Regions from separate parts of the Homo sapiens genome. Here regions 1 and 3 are each linked to region 2. Evidence: chromatin contacts called from ENCODE Hi-C data. All regions are on one chromosome and are shown on one strand. Each heading gives the region's core, a stretch centred on a gene start or an enhancer-like site at or near the end of the contact. The rest is flanking DNA. Distances are from core to core; before and after follow the strand shown. Region 1 has its middle 54 kb from the start of B3GNT2. Region 2 holds the start of LINC02245 (long intergenic non-protein coding RNA 2245). Region 3 has its middle 100 kb from the start of MIR5192.

Region 1 (3,826 bases), core at 1,251-3,750, 2.8 Mb after region 2:
CCCATTTGTTGAAATTACATCTATAAGAACTGATGAAGAGAAGGGTCAGTTTTTTCCACCTGTCTCAGGGAACTGGGTGGGCCTGATAACTCTCCCACTACATGCTCCTGGCCCCAGATTATCTGGTTACTTATTTTTAAACTTCCTGATATTAGGGGAAAAGATTTTTCCCTAAATTCCCTATAAGTGATATTTGAAGCGGTGGTACGCCACCCAGCAAATGGCTGTATCCAGTTTTAATGGTTCATAAAGTAACTTATGAAGTGACTTGTTTTCTTTCAATTCAAAGGAAGTCTGGGGAAAGGCACCATTCATTCATTCAAGATGGGGTCTCAATATGTTGCCCAGGATGGTCTTGAACTCCTGGGCTCAAGGATCCTCCTGCCTCAGCCTCCTGAGTAGCTAGGATTACAAATGTGGCAGTTTGAAAGGCACTTTCTTGGTCTATGTGGTCCGCCTGTACCCAGATGATTTGGAGCCTCACCTTTAGTCCCACCCTGGCCAGCCAAACCAGGGTCAGCCTGGGGCTCCAGGAAAAAATGAAATGTTACATGGCCTTACTTGCCTTTTTCTGCTATTCATAGGCTGATATTGGTTGATAGTAAATATAAACCCACTGGGCAAGTTCATTTTTGCACAGAGTGACAACCGTCACTGAACTCTGTTTTAAGGGAGGGATTTTGGTGGGTTTTTTTTTTTGAGACAAGGTCACCCAGGCTGGAGTGCAGTGGCATGATCTCGGCTCACTGCAGCCTTGACCTCCTGGGCTCGATTGATCTTCCCACCTCAGCTCCCCAAGTAGCTGGGACTACAGGCGTGCACCATCACGCCTCGCTAATTTTTTGTAGAGACAGGATTTTGCCATGTTGTCCAGACTGGTCTTGAACTCCTGAGCTCAAACAATTCACCCACTTCAGCCTCCCAAAGTGCTGGAATTACAGGCATGGGAGGGATTTTTTTTTTCTTTAAATTGAGATGAGGTCTCACCATCATGCCCAGGATGGTCTTGAACTCCTGGGCTCAAGTAATCCTCCCATCTCAGCCTCCTGAGTAGCTGGAACTACAGCTGTGTGCACCACACCCAGCTAATTGTTCAACATTTTTGTAGAGACAGGGTCTTGCTATGTTGCCCAGGCTGGTTTCTAACTCCGGGGCTCAAGTGGTCCTCCTGCTTCAGCCTCCCAAAGTGCTGGGTTACAAGTGTGAGCCACTGTGCTGGGCCAGAATTTATTTATTTATTATTTTTAAAGAACCTTCATTTCCTCTGGCAATCTGCTTGGGGACATGCACATGAATCTCATGGGAGAACAAGAAAACGTTTCCTTTTTGTGTTCTCCACTTTCCCTTCCCTTTCCAGAATCTAGGCCCTGGTGATTCCCTTCAGGAGGCAGGAAAGCGATTCCTTGAAGAACAACAGCCGTCACCTTCCTTCCCAGTTGAGCCAGAAAGGCCCCACAGCTCTGCCACAGATGCTACAGAAAATGTTTCTGGCCTCAACTCCCCAGGGAGGGAGTAAGCCTTGGGGTTAGTTCAGTTGCACAGTTCCACGTCTGTTAGCAGCCACTGGTTCTCTTACTCCAGCTATGTTTAGCTTTGTTTGACTATCTTCCATGGGAACACAACTGCATTAGTGTTCCTTTTCTCAGTTCTCCATTTCAAAAATTTTTATTTATTTATTTAATTTCTGAGAGGGGGTCTTGCTCTGTCACCTAGGATGGAGTGCAGTGGCACAAACACAGCCTCACTGCAGACTCGACCTCCAAGTTCAGCCTCCTGAGTAGTTGGGATCACAGGCATGCACCACCATGCCTGGCTAATTTTTTTATTAGTAGTAGAGACAGGGTCTCCCTATGTTGCCCAGGCTGGCCTTGAACTCCTGAGTTCAAGCAATCCGCCCGCCTCAGCCTCCCAAAGTGCTTGGATTATAGGCGTGAGCCACCGTGCCCCGGTATCGGTTCTCCATTTATAACAACTTGTCACCAAGAACCCGAGACCCAAGCTTGGGTCAATGGTTGTCCAGCTAGGATGAGAATAATGTGCTGGCTATCTGGGTACTGTGGACAGCCTGGAAGCCCCATGTGGCAGCCAACTTACTCATTTTGCACACTGCACCCAGAGAAGGGTGGCACTGAGTGGAAAGTGAGGCCAAGGTCATCACAAACAGCATCAGGCTCTACAAAGAGTGACAGCAACCTGAAGCACAGAGACAGGTCTAACATGGATGCAGGATGTAAGTGACGTTGGACCTAGTCTTAGGTCACATCTGCATACAAAAATCCTCACTACAGGAACTGTCATTATTTAAACACATGAGCAAGGACACAGATTTTTGAAATAAGCACTTATTCTTTTGAAGGGTCTAAAAGGTAGAATGTAGAGATGGAAGACAGTAGACCTGAAATTCCTTCCTGACCACGGCCTTGTACAAATCTTCTGCCCTGTCTGTCCAGATGTTTCCTCATTTTTGACCAGATGCTAAAGCCTCCAAATCAGTCATTCTGAGATCCATGCCAATTCTTAGCCATGATTCTAAAAATAGCCAGAATAGAAATAATATACAATCCTCATATTTATGCTTACTTCTTTAATACAAAAACAGTGTAATAACAGCATGAAGGAAATAATTTAATGATTTTAATTTTTCAGCCTAAAATTATTTTAAACTAATGGTTTCACCTTGTTCCACTTGAGTAATCAAATTCATATTTTCCCCCTTGCCATCTCTCCCCCACCTGCATCCTGTGAATCAACAGAAGTTAAAACCCTAACACCAGTGGGAAACAGAAACTAGCCAAGAGCATGTAAAACAGAAACAAGACAGGCGTGGTGGTGCTGAGGTGGGAAGATCACTTGAGCCCAGGAGTTCAGGCTGCAGTGAATAATGGTTGCACCATTGCACTCTAGCTTGGGGGACAGCGTGAGACCCTGTCTCTATATTAAATTTTAAAATATAATAAAAGAGAAAGAAAATGCCTAATTACAGTTCTTGGTGAATAAATGATGTAAATGCCCATATTTTACTACCTGCTCACGTATAGCGTTAGTATTGTAATCAGATAGTTTATGTACCAAACTTGTAAGTTATGCCAGTTGGGACCATTTATCTAACAGGAAGCAGGCCCAGGCAGGTTCCTTTGCAACAAAGGATGGTTCAATGTTGCATACAGTTGAGTTGCCATGAGAGACAATTATGGCCATCCCCAAATAAGGAAAACTTGATTGCACTTAGATAAAAATTGCGATTTTTCAAATTTTGAGGTCAAAACCTGTATACTCTACAACTAGAGGTAAGCTTAAGCTAATTATGTTCTATTTGAGTCTTCCCTTCTGCTGACTAAATCACCATTTAAAATATTTGTAAACCTTGGTTGTAAAGTTGGACACCTAAGAATTCAAAATAGCAATTGTCCCACAAAGCCCCATCCCTTCCAGTATTGTGTTCTTTTAGGAAAGTATTCAATTATCTCTCAGCTGATCCTAAGATTCCTTCTATATCTTGTCCCTTTCATTTGTTTAGATATTTACTATACACTTTGAGGCTGGGTGCAGCGGCTCATGCCTGTCATCCCAGCACTTTGGGAGGCCGAGGTGGGTGGATCACCGAAGGTCAGGAGTTTGAGACCAGCCTGGCCAACATGGTGAAACCACGTCTCTACTAAAAATATAAAAATTAGCTGGGTGCGGTGGCGCATGCCTGTAATCCCAGCTACTCGGGAGGCTGACACAGGAGAATCGCTTGAACCTGGGAGGCAGAGGTTGCAGTGAGCAGAGATTGCACCACTGCACTCCACCCTGGGCGACAGAGTGAGACTCCTTCTCAAAAATA
Region 2 (4,075 bases), core at 402-2,901:
AGAGGCAGGGCTCCCCTACAACATCCAGCCTGCTCTCCTGGTTGACCAGCACTCCCTGGGAAAGGTTAGTGGCATACACACAGCCCTGGGCAGCAAAGTAGAGACTGAATTGAAACAGATACTAACTAAAATAAGACCTGCCCATTATTGTATCGATCTGTGCTTTTCAGCTTTTTAAAAACAATTTCTTCTTCAGATCGACATACAAGTCTCAAAGGTCATCCCTGACCCAAGGTTCTGATACATGAAGAAGCATCTCTCTTGTCTGTGTGTCCCCACTTGCCATGAGTATTTTTTTTTTTTTTGAGATGGAGTCTTGCTCTGTCACCAGGCTGGAGTGCAGTGGTGCGATCTCGGCTCACTGCAATCTCTGCCTCTCAGGTTCAAGCGATTCCCCTGCCTCAGCCTCTCGAGTAGCTGGGACTATAGGCGTGTGCCACCACACCCAGCTAATTTTTGTATTTTTAGTAGAGTCAGGGTTTCACCATGTTGGCCAGGATGATCTCACTCTCTTGACCTCGTGATCCACCCATCTTGGCCTCCCAAAGGGCTGGGATTATAGGCATGAGCCACTGCAACCAGCCAAGAGTATTTTATTGAATTTTACTTTCTATACTTTTGTCAGAAAATAAAAATTTCCAAATATAAAATTGTTATTATTTATAATTATTAATTATATTAAAATTGAATCTTCCTTTTAAAAACACTCATGTTCCTGTGAACCAGCAAGTACATCACTCCCTTGGGCTAGAGCCCCCAGTTGAGACTCGATGAACTCCAGCAGAGACTCTGACGAAGGAGTGACACAGTGTGTTGGGTCAGAGAGAAATGTGAAGCCCAGCAAACATATGTTCAAATCCAGATGCCACCATTCGGTGAACATGCACCCCGAGCAACTTTCCAGGGCTTACTTTCTTTGTCTATAAAATGGGAACAACAGGTACAGTACCATCTAGTCCATGGGGGTCACCAGAAGAAACTAGAAGATGTAACACACAAGGAACATTTAGAAGCAAGCATGTAACAAACACTCAGCAAATGGCGACTACATTATAACTTGTCCAGCCAAATAGATATGACCAGTGGTAACACGGAACTGAGAATTTTCACAATGTACTATTTTTACATCTTAATTTCTTTGGGCTTCTCTGCTTCCTCTTTTTAAAAAAGCTTACCACCCACTTGTTATTCTGGAGGGGGATGAACATAGATAAAAAGAGAGTTTAAGAACTCTTCATGGAAAGATAGCCAAACCACTAAAATACTATTTCAACAGAGGAGGTCACAGAATGGTGGAATGGTAGATCTGTAGGACTAAAGGAGACCTCAGATTTGTCACTCTTATCTGACTCATGAAACTGAGACCCAGAGAGGTGAAAGGGTGTGCTCGGTCCGGTAGCTGTGTTGCAGACTATGTGAATGGCACCTCTTGGTGTCATGCAATGCATAACAACCACCTGTGCAGCCTCATGGCCCTGCACAACCTCCTGACCACAGCGATGGAATAAAGTGGTCCAGTCAGGGGCATTTTCAGCCTCTGGGGATGTTGATATAGTAACTCCTCCTCTTTTCCCATACCCTGAAAAAATGCAGCCCAAGAAGCTGCCGATGCTCTTACAGCTGTGAGGGGAGGGGCTGCCCGAGGAGAGAGGTAACCTAGAGTTGAGAGATGGAGGAAGAGATACAGAATCTGGATGGCTATGCTCTGATCCTGTAATCCGACTATGCCTGAATGTGGATCTACCTTCCAAAGGTAGGGTGCTTTTCGTTTGTTTGAGCCATCTGGTGTCAGATGTTCTGTCACTTACTACCTTGTTATAATTAATAGAGGAGCTCAAAGAGCTATAAATATCTAAGGAGGAAGAGTTCAGGTTGCAAAGCCTTCCTAGACAAGGTTGCTTCAAAGGAAGGTCTGAAAGGAAGAATGGGAGGCAGGCAGGCTGCAAAGGGAGAGAAAATTCAGGGAAGGAGAAGACCAGGAACAGAGGCCTGAGATATGAGAGCCTGGTACTATGGACTGGATGCTTGTGGCTCCCCCCTTCCCCCTAATCGACTTGTTGAAGCCCAGTCCCCATTGTGATGGCATTAGGTGGTGTGGCCTCTGGAAAGTAATTAGGCCATGAGGGTGAATCCCTCATGAATGGGATTAGTGTCTTCATGAAAAGACAGGAGAGAGCTTGCTTTCTATCCTCTCTGCCATGTGAGGACACAACGAGAGAATGGTCATCTGCAAACGAGGAAGAGGTCCCTTACCAGAGCCGACCATGCTGGCGCCCTGATCTGACTTCCCGGCCTCTAGAACAGTGAGAAATAAATCTCTGTTGTCTAAGCCACCCAGTATATAGTCATTTATAACAGCACAGAGTGACTGAGACACCTGGGGTGGGGGTGTTTGGGGAATCATATTTAATTAAGCCTATTTGGTTAGAGTGTTGGATATCCAAAGCAGGTAACGGGGGTTAGGATTAAAGATGTAGGTTCCTACCAGTCTGTGAGTTTGTTCTTTTGTATTTTGGATAATAATTCAGCAAGAGAGGAGGGATGAGAATGAAAGGAGAGAACTGGTTGCGAGACTATTGGTAATTTTTGAAGTATGAGAGTCCATGGCTTCTAAGGTGACCAACTGTTCTGATTTGCCCGGGACTGAGGAATTTCCCAGGATGTGGGACTTTCAGTGCTAAAACTGAACAGTTCCATGCAAATGGGGATGATTGAACACCCTGAAACATCACCCAAACCATAAAGGAAGATATTGATAGATTTCATTCCATAAAAAATAACATGTGAATGAAAAAACAGAAAATAGTCTGAATGCATCTAAACTGTTTTTCTCTAGAAAAAAATTAAAATAAATGACTATCTCTTTGGGACTCAAGCCATTTAGTGACATTGCCCTTCATTTCCTGATTGCCAGTATCCAACCTCCTTGTGCCTGAACCCCATCAGTACTAGGAGCCCTGTCGCCTATGAATTCCCAAGTTCCTACATCTCACTTTAGCCAAAATCATCCATGTTTGCAGCACTCTCTTGCCTGTCATGGCCCTCCAACCTCCTGGAGCCCTCTGACTCCTCCATTGTTGCTCTTTCTTTCTTCTGTCTTCCTTCTCTAGCTAGTCAAGATCACCTAATCAGTCACTTCAAATAACTTGGTCGATATCATACCCTGTGGTCCTCTGCACTTGGCAAAATTCTGGACTCCAGATCAATTCCACGATCTATTCACCTTCTGCACAAAGGATGTGGAAAAACCGCAGATGAATTCTCAACTGCAGACCAATGCTTCTTTATATTCTTCTCTCCCACTTCCCACACAACTTTGAGCCCCTGCTCTACCACTGAACTAGCTGTGTGATTTGGGGCAAGTTGCTTCATCTCTCTGGGTCACTGTTTTCTCACCCAAAAAGTGAGATGTTGTAAGGAATAACTGAGTTAGTACGCATAAAATGCTAAGCACAGGCAATGGCATGTAATAAGCACCTCATAAATGCTGGCTTTTACTGATGCTAGGATTTTGAATGCACACTTAGAGGGGTTAAGTCAGTGTGTCAGGAAGTAGCAGGTCATAGCATTGTGATGTTTGGCAAATAAATGACACAGGACACTAAACTGTGCAAAATTTTACTTTTGCAAAGATTTAATTCCACATTTCACCAAAGATGATGCTTTGGTCATCAGTCAATGATGAAGGCATCATTGACTAATGATCCCTTATGATCATTAGTCATAAGGGAAATGCAAATTAAAACCACAATATACCACTATGCATATGTTACAATGTCTAAAGTTTAAAAGACTGATCATCCCAAATTTTGGCAAGAATGTGAAGAAACTAGAACTCTCATACCCTGCTAGTGGGAATGGAAAACATTTGAAAGAACAGTTTACTGTTTCTTTTTCATTTTTTGGCACTTTCTTAATATGCTAGATAAACATCTACCGTAAGATCCAACTATTCCACTCCTAGGTATTTACCCAAAAGACGAGAAAGCGTAGGTCCACACAAAGATTTGTACACAAATGCTCACAGCAGCATTATCTATAATGGCCCCAAAACTGGAAACAAGCCAACTGTCCC
Region 3 (4,025 bases), core at 843-3,342, 2.6 Mb after region 2:
GAACCTCGGCTGGGTGCAGTGGCTCACGCCTGTAATCCCAGCACTTTGGGGAGGCCAAGTTGGGCAGATCACTTGAGATCAGGAGTTCGAGACCAGCCTGGCCAACATGGTGAAACCCCATCTCCACTAAAAATACAAAAAATTAGCCAGGCATTGTGGTGCATGCCTGTAATCTCAGCTGCTCGGGAGGCCAAGGCAGGAGAATTGCTTGAACCCGGGAGGTTCATTCGTGACCCCTCTATCTCAATTCCTGCTTCTGTGGAATGGGGATTGCTCTCTGCCTCACAGAGATTTTGTGAGCAGGAAAGGCACAGAGTAGGACTCACAGCAGCTAATAAATAAGTTTGTCTCCTTGGTTTATAATGGCCAAGCTCATGCACCCTCAGAATAAGTACAGAAGGTGAGGAGACTGTGCAAGTAAACATGGTAGGTACAGGTGACCCGGGTCCAAGCCCCTTGTTGGGCCAGGTGTTCCCTTTTCCTTCCTCTCTCTCAGGCCTGCTTAGGGATTAGAGGGTGGGAGAGCCAGTCAAGAGCAGGTTGCCATCCTCCAGCAGCACGGAGGTCTGTGATGGTCTGGGATGTGACAGGGACCTGTGGCTGATTTCTAACCAGCCTTCTAACCAGTTGAAGAGCTGGACCAGCTTTCTGTGCTGCAGAAAGCTGCAGCGGGGTTGACAGACAGACTTGCACTCACACCCTGGGCACATCACCTTCTGCAGACCTTATGGGCCTCACCTATAAAGCAGGGATAATAGAGCCTACCCCACAGACCTCTTCTGAGGATTCCAGATGGTACTTGGGAAAGCACCTTGCAGGGCACCTGGCATCTAGCACGCTTCTGTAAAAGCCACTCGGATGCGACATTCCTAGCCCACGTGGTTGCTCTTTGGTTTTCCTTTTCTGTAAAATGGTGATGATAAAACTACCACCTCCCAGGTTTAACATGAGCATGAGATAAGGCAGGGCACAGAGGAAACGTCGATAAAGGACAGCTACGAGGGATGTTACATGCTTTTACACTTATTATTCCTGTGAACCAAGAGTTTGGATAGCGCTCCGATCCTTGATAAAGGGCCTTTCCAACTAATCTCAGGGACCACTCCTACAAGAATCACATAAGCATGGCAACTGCTCCCTGCCTTCTACAACTTCCTGGCTGGCACAGATCAGGGACTCGCCCACAGGTCTCCTTGCTAGGCAGGCTCCTCGGCCCCTCCCTGGTGCCCTGTCAGCTCTAGGCTTTCTTGCCCCCTCATCAGGCAGTGCCTACCCACCCCTCATAGAAACCCACATGTACAGAGGGACTCAGGTTCAAGGCCTTCTCTTTTTTGGTTGCCCCGTAGATAAGCACTCATGGCATTTTAGTTTTGTAAGTTTCACAGCAGATAATTACAGGAAAACAGATAGGGGATGGTCAAAAGAGCAAATCCCAGGAAGGTGCGAAGTCCTCCCAGGCTGGTCCTGACTTTCTGGGAATAGGAAGTGTTACTCCTGAAGACTGTGGCGATTCATAGGACTTTTATATTGAACATGGGACCAGGACACCGAGAGGCAGGTCAGCCCTGGAGAAATTTCAGCCAGTGCTAGTTTCCTGTCAGGAAGGGCAGGGGAGAAATGGGCAGCTTCCACTCTTCACAAAGGATAGCAGTGAATGAACTCCACTGCTACAGAGACAAACCCCTCAGGTCCTGGCTGAAGACAGACGAGGCAGCCAGCAATCTCAGATGCCTTACCTATTTCCAGGGGACAGGGGGCTGGACACAGAGAGGAGGGTCACCAGCCTGGCACAGAGAACACAGAGAGCAGAAAACTGAGCCAAGAAGGCTGCCCCCTCCAAGTGTTTACCTGAAATATTCACAAACATGATGAGTCACAGAAAGAAAGCAGAAAAACCAGTAAGATGTGTAACCAGATTCTCTTCCACAAAGCAAGGAGAAGTTGTGGCAATAATGCCAGTGGGCACGGTGTGCTCTGCTGAGGGCCCTGCTTGAGAAACCTGTGTCTCCACCACACTTTCGGCCTCAGCTAAGGTTGAGAAGGGAAACTGACAACTGTGCCAGGGCAGGAAAGTCCCTGCAGGAAGCCTGCTGCTGGTCTGGGTTACCAGGGCAACTGGCAGCTGCTCTCTTCTCTTGAAAGAGAATGGACTTGGGAGGCCCAGATGGGCTCTGCCCTAGTAGCCCAAATAAGAAGGCTTAACCTTAGACAGCATCAAATAACATCGGAGTACGCCGCCCCCACAGCACTTCCCATGCATCCCCATCTGATTTCATCTACCTCTCAGGAGAGCCGGGTGCAGGGTGATTATAACCATTCCATTCCACAGTGGAGAAAACTGAGATCCGGAGACACTAAGTCACTTGCTTAGATTTACATGACTAAGAATTAGTTTGGATCCATCTGGGCATGGTGGCTCACACCTATAATCCCAGCACTTTGGGAGGCTGAAGTGGGCGGATCACTTGAGGTCAGGAGTCCGAGACCAGCCTGGACAACATGGTGAAATGCCATCTCTACTGAAAATACAAAAACAAAAACAAAAACAACCAACCAAACAGACAAAAAACTAGCCAGGCTGGGGGCTTATGCCTGTAATCCCAGCTACTTGGGAGGCTGAGGAAGGAGAATTGCTTGAACCCGGGAGGTGGAGGTTGCGGTGAGCCGAAATCGCACCACTGCACTCCAGCCTGGGTGACAGAGGGAGACTCTGTCTCAAAAAAAAAAAAAAAAAAAAAAAAATAGAATTAGCTTGGATCCTACCTGAGTCTTTAAACACCAAGTCTAGTGAACATCCCCCTACACAGTCTGGCTGCCGAATCAAGAGCTTGGGTTTTTTCAGTGCTCTCATATCTATGAATGCATGCATTCTGTTTGCAAAATACCAGGCATGGATCATACCCCTCTTCATCTCCCACATCAGAGATGTGAAACGGCCGTGCAAGGAGGCAGGGCTGCCACGGCAGCAGTTTGAGTGGGTAGCCAACATCTGACCGAGACTCGAATCCAGAGCTTTTTCCATGACACCAGCTGGCTGCCTTGCCCCTCACCACATCTGGAAAAAATGACTCAGGTGACAGCAGGCTAATCATGTCATCCTTGTGACTGCAGGTGCCACGTCGTTTATGAAGCACTTTAAAGTGGGAACGCTTGCCCTGGCTTTCCCCCAGGCCTTTATTAAGTAAAGGTCATGCTGTTTGTTAAGATTTGAGCACACTGGTGGCTGGCTCACAGGAAAGAGCTTCATAAGCTGTGCCTGAGATAAGGTTGCTTCTGGAGGCCTCTCTGCAGAGAAGAGCGAAGCCCACCCCCACTGCCTGGCTGGTTGGATAATAAGACTCAGAAGCTCCAGTTCTCCCTGTCCCGTCTGGCCTCTGTGAATTGTCTGACTGCACTGCCACTTTTCTCACCTGCCTGAGGTTACTGTCCCAGAACCACCTGACCGCACAAGAAAGGCGGGAGCAAAGATAGGTTCAGGCCCAGAGATGGTTTCTAGTCTCCCTCTGTGATGGTGATTTTTCTGGCTGCAAGAGGTTTCCAATCCTGTCTCCACCAATGATTCCACAACTTTCCCTCATTCTCTGTGACTCTGGATTCCAGACTCAGGGCCCCGAGGTAACCTGAAGCCTCTCATCTGGTCATTGCACTAAAACCTTGGCTAGGGCAGGTGGCTTCCTTCTATGCCCAGATCAAAGGCGTGAGCAATGCCCTCAGCAGCTTCCCCAAGGCAGTAACAGGAAATAATCCTCCTCACCAGCCCCTCCCACCCACACTGTCCCAGCAGGTGGTGTTTGCAGAGGTAGCACCAGGTAAGGCAGGTGGCAGGGGAGAGGAACTGGATTGAAACCTCAGTTGGCCTCAAGCCACCCACTGCTCCCACCTTTCTTGTGTGGCTAGGATGTTCTGTAGCACAGACCACAGGTACGTGAGAAAAGTGGCAGTCCAGTCAGACACAGAACCTGCAAAGCCACATAGGAAGGGGAGAACTGGAGCTTCTGAGTCTTATTATCCAATCAGGGAGTTGG

The links. Hi-C counts contacts between places; a loop is a spot of excess contacts on that map. Pooled maps may share reads with other maps.
Region 1: a loop to region 2 is called in a pooled map, with 8 times the contacts of the local background. The contact joins the enhancer-like site here to the promoter of LINC02245 in region 2. A Hi-C loop is called at or near these places in 2 of 37 single-sample maps with no recorded cell type and 3 of 50 pooled maps.
Region 3: a map with no recorded cell type shows a loop between it and region 2 (9-fold over the local background). The contact joins the enhancer-like site here to the promoter of LINC02245 in region 2. A Hi-C loop is called at or near these places in 3 of 37 single-sample maps with no recorded cell type and 2 of 50 pooled maps.

Annotation. Positions count from the first base shown.
Region 1 is chr2:62,139,930-62,143,755 of GRCh38, reverse strand. No RefSeq gene overlaps it. Among named protein-coding and RNA genes, the nearest start is that of B3GNT2, 54 kb to the left of the region's middle. RefSeq lists an enhancer at 1,601-1,690. Within about 2 kb of position 2,500, at least 3 of the 41 ENCODE cell types and tissues checked have a DNase peak (open chromatin) inside an H3K27ac peak, as active enhancers do.
Region 2 is chr2:64,930,023-64,934,097 of GRCh38, reverse strand. LINC02245 (long intergenic non-protein coding RNA 2245) reads left to right here and starts at 1,651. Exons shown (of 3, transcript NR_036586.1): 1 at 1,651-1,753. RefSeq lists enhancers at 837-986, 1,027-1,096, 1,137-1,276.
Region 3 is chr2:62,304,983-62,309,007 of GRCh38, reverse strand. No RefSeq gene overlaps it. Among named protein-coding and RNA genes, the nearest start is that of MIR5192, 100 kb to the right of the region's middle. RefSeq lists enhancers at 1,916-2,205, 2,926-2,995, 3,036-3,105, 2,671-3,196, 3,197-3,724. Within about 2 kb of position 2,092, at least 18 of the 41 ENCODE cell types and tissues checked have a DNase peak (open chromatin) inside an H3K27ac peak, as active enhancers do.